2 separate regions of the Homo sapiens genome follow, and region 2 is linked to region 1. The links are chromatin contacts, found by Hi-C or POLR2A ChIA-PET in ENCODE. All regions are on one chromosome and are shown on one strand. Each heading gives the region's core, a stretch centred on a gene start or an enhancer-like site at or near the end of the contact. The rest is flanking DNA. Distances are from core to core; before and after follow the strand shown. Region 1 holds the start of DDX41 (DEAD-box helicase 41). Region 2 holds the start of RACK1 (receptor for activated C kinase 1).

Region 1 (2,882 bases), core at 338-2,837:
TAGAAGTCTCTAATAAAGTTGAAACCACTTACTCTGACAGTCACAGCAGGCATGCTCTGGTCGCAATCTCCTTTTCTGGCCTTAGGTCTGGCTTCCCCATCCCACCCTTGCCGCAATGCTGTTGCCTAGTGAATCTGTGTACTTGCACATCGCCAGACCTGTATTCCTGCAGCGCCCTGGCCCAGGACGCCTCTCCTCTCCCGGCCTGAGATTGCCATGTATTTGGGTGTTGTGAGCAGGACCAGAAACCATGTCCTCCTCCATCCCTCCCAGGTTGAGACCCACCATGGGACTGGCAGTAAGCACCAGCTTATTTTTTTTATAGAGATGGGGTCTTGCTATGTTGTCCAAGCTGGTCTTGAACTCCTGGCTTCAAGCGATCCTCCTGCCTTGGCCTCCCAGAGAGCTGGGATTACAGGAATGAGCCACTGTGCCCAGCCTAAGCTTTCTTTACTAAAGAAGACTTCATGAATTCCTGTGTATCCTTCACATCCCAGCTAAGAGGCCATTGTACTGTGAAAACTATGACACTTCGAAAAGCGGTACCTTGTCTTAGGATCTTTCTCTTTAAGACCAGTTATCTGTCTATATTTCTAGTCTCAATCTACATAAGCTCCTCGCACACCAGGTATGTGTCTTGATTATCATCTGCTTGAGCGCAGTGCCAGCGCCCAGCACACACTCTTGAAGGCAAGAAAGCACAGAGCTGACCAAGTCATTCCTTAGAAGTCTCTAATAAAGTTGAAACCACTTACTCTGACAGTCACAGCAGGCATGCTCTGGTCGCAATCTCCTTTTCTGGCCTTAGGTCTGGCTTCCCCATCCCACCCTTGCCGCAATGCTGTTGCCTGGTGAATCTGTGTACTTGCACATCGCCAGACCTGTATTCCTGCAGCGCCCTGGCCCAGGACGCCTCTCCTCTCCCGGCCTGAGATTGCCACGCTTCCCTGGAAGCGCCCCCCAGGCAGCTCTGTTAGAGCATTTACAGTAATAACCGTTTACATTTATACAGGGCCTCCCACTTCAAAACCACTGCCATCCGTATCTGATGCGTGCCCCACCAGTGAACGTATGTGTCACACAGGCGCAGTCAGGGAGGCAGGGTGTGTCGAGCGGTTTATCCCGCAACCCCGGCGTCCCCGGCAGGGATGAAAGCGCAGGGCCCACGCGAACTCGGCCCGCAGCTCCCGGCCCTAGAGGACGCACTGTCCGCCGGCAGGGGCGTGCCCAAGACGCCATGCTCTGGGAGAGGTTGGGCACCTGGCAGGCCGCCCCGACTCCGGATCAGCTGTCTCCGCTGCGTACGTCTTCCTCTTCCAATGGGCTTGGATTGAGCCTTCTAGCGCATATTCCAAGTCCTCCAATGTCCCACAATGCCTTGCAGCCGGTTTCGCCCTCGGTCCTGGCAACTGTCGCGTAACCACCCATGAAAGCGTCCATGCCTCGCCGTGCGATAGTATCTCCGGAACAAATTTGTCCCTCTGCGCGATCCGGAACTCCGAGGTCGTTCCTACGCGCCGTCGTTCGCCTCTTCACATCGGATTGGGTCTCACGCAAGGATGAGGCGGGGTTTCGCCGTGGCGCGCATGCGTGCAGCAAAGAATGGAGGAGTCGGAACCCGAACGGAAGGTAGGAGAGAGGCGAGACCCCGCGCGTGTGGGAGCGGGCGTGAAGAGGGGAGCAGGCCGTGCCTGACTGGCGTGTGCTTGCAGCGGGCTCGCACCGACGAGGTGCCTGCCGGAGGAAGCCGCTCCGAGGCGGAAGATGAGGACGACGAGGACTACGTGCCCTATGTGCCGTTACGGCAGCGCCGGCAGCTACTGGTGAGGGGCACGCGTCCGGGGAGGGATGGGGCCGTGACCGCGGGGTCGCAGGGGGCGGGCGTGGCCTCGGCCTCCGTGGGGAGGAGGGCAGTCTGAGGAGTGAGCTTCAGTACACCAGGGCGCGGCCCCCAGACAAACGAGGGACCGACGGCTTGATCTGAGGGGTAGGGCAGCTTTGCGCCTCGGGCACAGGATCCTCGCCCCAAAGCCAGGATCCTGACGCTGACCTTGTGGACTCCATGCCCATCCTATCTGTGGATCCCGGGTGGAACCTCAGCTCCAGAAGCTGCTGCAGCGAAGACGCAAGGGAGCTGCGGAGGAAGAGCAGCAGGACAGCGGTAGTGAACCCCGGGGAGATGAGGACGACATCCCGCTAGGCCCTCAGTCCAACGTCAGCCTCCTGGATCAGCACCAGCACCTTAAAGAGAAGGCTGAAGGTGGGCTGGGCAGCACTGCCTGGGCGAGAAAGAAGAAGCTGAGCCTGGTACACCGTTTTGGTATCTGTCTGACATCTTCCACTTCTTTTCTCAGCGCGCAAAGAGTCTGCCAAGGAGAAGCAGCTGAAGGAAGAAGAGAAGATCCTGGAGAGTGTTGCCGAGGGCCGAGGTATGGTTGTAGCCAGGATAGTGAGAAGGTGGACTGAGTCTTCTCCTCCCAGCCCCAGGCATGTTATATCTCAAGGGATCTGGCTTCTCAGAAGCAGGAGCCAGCCCTGAGCCATGTCTCTCTCTTCAGCATTGATGTCAGTGAAGGAGATGGCTAAGGGCATTACGTATGATGACCCCATCAAAACCAGGTATGTCTGTACAGTCTGCAGTTGCCCTTGCTTAGGATGGTACATGCAGGGATGCTCCCAGGCCAGCTATTCCCAGGGCTCTCTTGATCCCTGTTACCCATCCACAGCTGGACTCCACCCCGTTATGTTCTGAGCATGTCTGAAGAGCGACATGAGCGCGTGCGGAAGAAATACCACATCCTGGTGGAGGGAGACGGTATCCCACCACCCATCAAGAGCTTCAAGGAAATGAAGTTTCCTGCAGGTAGTCAGGGGCTGGAGAG
Region 2 (3,188 bases), core at 437-2,936, 3.7 Mb before region 1:
TCCCTCCACAGGAACATTATTCTCCCATATACCCGCAGGGCTCTCTCCGTGTCTCTGTTCCAATGTTCTCCCCTCTTCGCATACCGTAGGAAGTAAACTGCAAATAAAACAAACCAGGGTCCCCCCTCTGTCTTGTTCACAGCTGTGTCCCCAAGACCTAAAATAAGGCCTGGCACCCAAGAGGTGCTAAGTTTCACAACATTTACTCTGCCTTGTTCAGGGCGCTTTACATTTGCTTCTTCACTTTCCACACCACCATGTAATGTAGATACTAATATTATTTCCAATCTCATTTCACAGATGAGAAACGAAAGTTGATAGATGTCACAAATAGAAAAGTATATACTTAGGTATAATGCCCCCTTTATTTTGCATAGATGTTGGTGGCTGCTATCATCCTGATCTGTGCCCCTGTTTAAAACTACTTGAATAGACATGGTGCCAACACTGTCTCTTATAGTCAGAGATGGGTGAGAATGGGAGCCATTACTTATTTAAATTCCTGCGGTCGAGCGGAAGGCAGAAGGACAGTTAGGTATCCGTGTTCCACCGCTTCCCTGTCTGGGCACGTCCTTCAGGGCACAGTTGGACCCCCAGACCCCTGGGCTTTTGTGTACGCTGGCTGGGCCCAGAGAGAGCTTTCCACTAGATGTCCCCAGAAGTCAGAACCTTAAGGTCCTCCTTTGGGCATTTCCGTTTCTGCGAGAGCTTCCCGTGTTCTGGCCTAGGCAGGAACGGATTGGCAGTCTAGCAACACACAGGGCAATTTTTACTTTATTATTTTATTGTATGTATGTATTTATTTATTTGAGTCGGAGTCTCGCTCTGCTGCCCAGGCTGGAGTGCAGTGGCGCGATCTCGGTTCACTGCAACCTCCGCCTCTCAGGTTCAAGGGATTCTCCTGCCTCAGCCTCCCGAGTAACTGGGATTACAGGCACCCCCCACCACGCCTGGCTAATTTTAATTTTTTTTATTTATTTATTTGGAAAGAGGTTGCATCATGTTGGCCAGGCTAGTCTTGAACTCCTGACCTTAAGTGATCCACCCGCCTCGGCCTCTCAAAGTGGTAGGATTACAGGCATGAGCCACCGCGCCCGGGAAAAAGAGACCAATTCTTAGTTCATCCAGAGTAACCCTCTCCTGCCTTAGTCCAGCCTGGACTAAGTCCTTCCGGAGTTGGTGTGCATCAGAACAAAAACCTCGTGAGGGGAGAACACCCTCCGGAAGCACAGTTTTAAAGTTTATTTTTAACATTTTAATACTCTACTTTTTAAATTGCCCATCGTTACCCACGATAGTGAAATGAAAATTAAGCTCCCCTGGGGTTGCCCCGTCAACCCTCCCCGCACCAAGTGGAACAGGCGGAGCTCGAGCTATGCCACATAGGGGCGGGGAAGCAGCCCGGCGGTCCTCATGGGAATGTGCCGTACACTTCACCTCTTTCGCTTCTCGCTCTACATCATCCCTGAGAAGCCTTTTTAAACACTTGAATGTGCTTGTTTCAGAGTGTATTTGTAAAGTGCAGTCAGATTTTGTTGTACGGAAGACGGGACTGTGATGCCTTGCAATTTCCCTCTGCCTTTTGCATTACATGGCGCCGCCATCTTGAGCAGAAATGTATCATGGGGCTCGCCATTTTGCATGGTCGAGCGGGTATTTCCGGTTCCGGCGGGGGGCTTTTCTCTCTCTCTTTCACTGCAAGGCGGCGGCAGGAGAGGTTGTGGTGCTAGTTTCTCTAAGCCATCCAGTGCCATCCTCGTCGCTGCAGCGACACACGCTCTCGCCGCCGCCATGACTGAGCAGATGACCCTTCGTGGCACCCTCAAGGGCCACAACGGCTGGGTAACCCAGATCGCTACTACCCCGCAGTTCCCGGACATGATCCTCTCCGCCTCTCGAGGTACGGACTAAGGTAGATTTCAGGACCCGAGATTGCAGGGCTGGGGGATTCCGCGTGTCGTGTAGGGAATTCCGCGTGTGGTGTGGCAGGCCGGTGGCGCGCGAGTTGGCGGGGACTGACAGACTTCTCTGCCCCATTGTGAATTGGGGCGTGCGGACCCGAGCCTAGGCCTCAACCCGGGCGAACCACATTGCAGATGAGAACCTACGTGTACATCAGCTCGCAGCTGCTAGGAGGGTTGGAGAGTTGGAAACTTTTAAAATATCTTTTGCCTTCTCCTTCGTAGTGTGGCCGGGGGCCTACGGGCCGGGCGGGGCGGTGATGACCCCAACATGCCATCTGAGTGTCGGTGCTGAAATCCAGAGGCTGTTTCTGAGCTGCCGCCCGGCCCAAGGCTCGTGGGGAGGCAGGTGGACTCCAGAGGACCTCGTGGCTCAAGTGTCGGCCTACTTTTTCTGCCCCTGGTTCTCCCCGTCCCTATCCCTGTGTTCCTGACTGCGTTTAGACGCTTCTTGTGCTTCCGCTTTGCTGCTACACTGTTAAGAATTGTCTGACTTTTGAATCATGTCTGGCTGTTAATCGTAAAATTTGTTGAGTGGGACAGGTTTCAGTAAAAGCATCCAATCCTGTAGCGCCTGAAGTGGCTTTTCCAGCATTCATTACTACATTTCTGTCGGCCCTCAGAGGTAGGCATAGGAGGCCCCAGCTACTCTACAGCCACAAACTGCTGTGCATTTGGTTGCAGAGAAGACACAAAGTGGCTGTTGAGTTCGTCTGAGTTTCAGGAAAGGGTGTCTGTATTTCTGGCACCTAAATTAAGTTCTCAGGATACAGGCTGGGCGCGGTGGCTCACGCCTATAATCCCAGCACTTTGGAAGGCAGAGGCGAGTGGATCACTTGAGATCAGGAGTTAGAGACTAGCCTGGCCAATGGTGAAACCGCATCTCTAGTTAAAAAATTAGCCAGACGTGCTGGCAGGTGCCAGCTGGCCAAGTAATCCCAGCTACTTGGGAGGCTGAGGCGGGAGAATTGCTTGAACACGGGAGGTGGAGTTTGGAGTGAGCCGAGATCATGCCACTGCACTCCAGCCTGGGCGACAGAGCGAGACTCCATCTCAAGAAAAAAAAAAGTTATCAGGGTACAGTTTACCTCTACGTGCGTTTTTAGTCTGGAATAGAGCCACTCAGTCCTGGTCTGTAACTGCTCTTGTCTGTTGTTTCCATCCCTCCTTAAGCGTCCTTAGTTGTTGTTAACCCACTCATGACCTTGACACTTAGTGAATTATCCA

The links. A loop is a pair of places that touch in the nucleus more often than their neighbours do. ChIA-PET counts read pairs that join two places held with the same protein, here RNA polymerase II (POLR2A). Pooled maps may share reads with other maps.
Region 2: a loop to region 1 is called in a map with no recorded cell type, with 3 times the contacts of the local background. The contact joins the promoter of RACK1 here to the promoter of DDX41 in region 1. A Hi-C loop is called at or near these places in 1 of 37 single-sample maps with no recorded cell type and 1 of 50 pooled maps. POLR2A ChIA-PET finds 5 or more read pairs at or near these places in 1 of 52 experiments (activated CD8-positive, alpha-beta memory T cell).

The regions. Positions count from the first base shown.
Region 1 is chr5:177,515,666-177,518,547 of GRCh38, reverse strand. It overlaps DDX41 (DEAD-box helicase 41), which reads left to right and starts at 1,587. Exons shown (of 17, transcript NM_016222.4): 1 at 1,587-1,629; 2 at 1,713-1,823; 3 at 2,101-2,260; 4 at 2,355-2,429; 5 at 2,559-2,619; 6 at 2,727-2,863. The coding sequence starts at 1,603. RefSeq lists enhancers at 1,223-1,492, 1,521-2,345.
Region 2 is chr5:181,242,404-181,245,591 of GRCh38, reverse strand. RACK1 (receptor for activated C kinase 1) reads left to right here and starts at 1,686. Exons shown (of 8, transcript NM_006098.5): 1 at 1,686-1,900. The coding sequence starts at 1,792. SNORD95 (small nucleolar RNA, C/D box 95) reads left to right here and starts at 2,216; the gene lies at 2,216-2,278. RefSeq lists enhancers at 1-116, 1,442-1,511, 1,592-1,731, 1,832-1,891.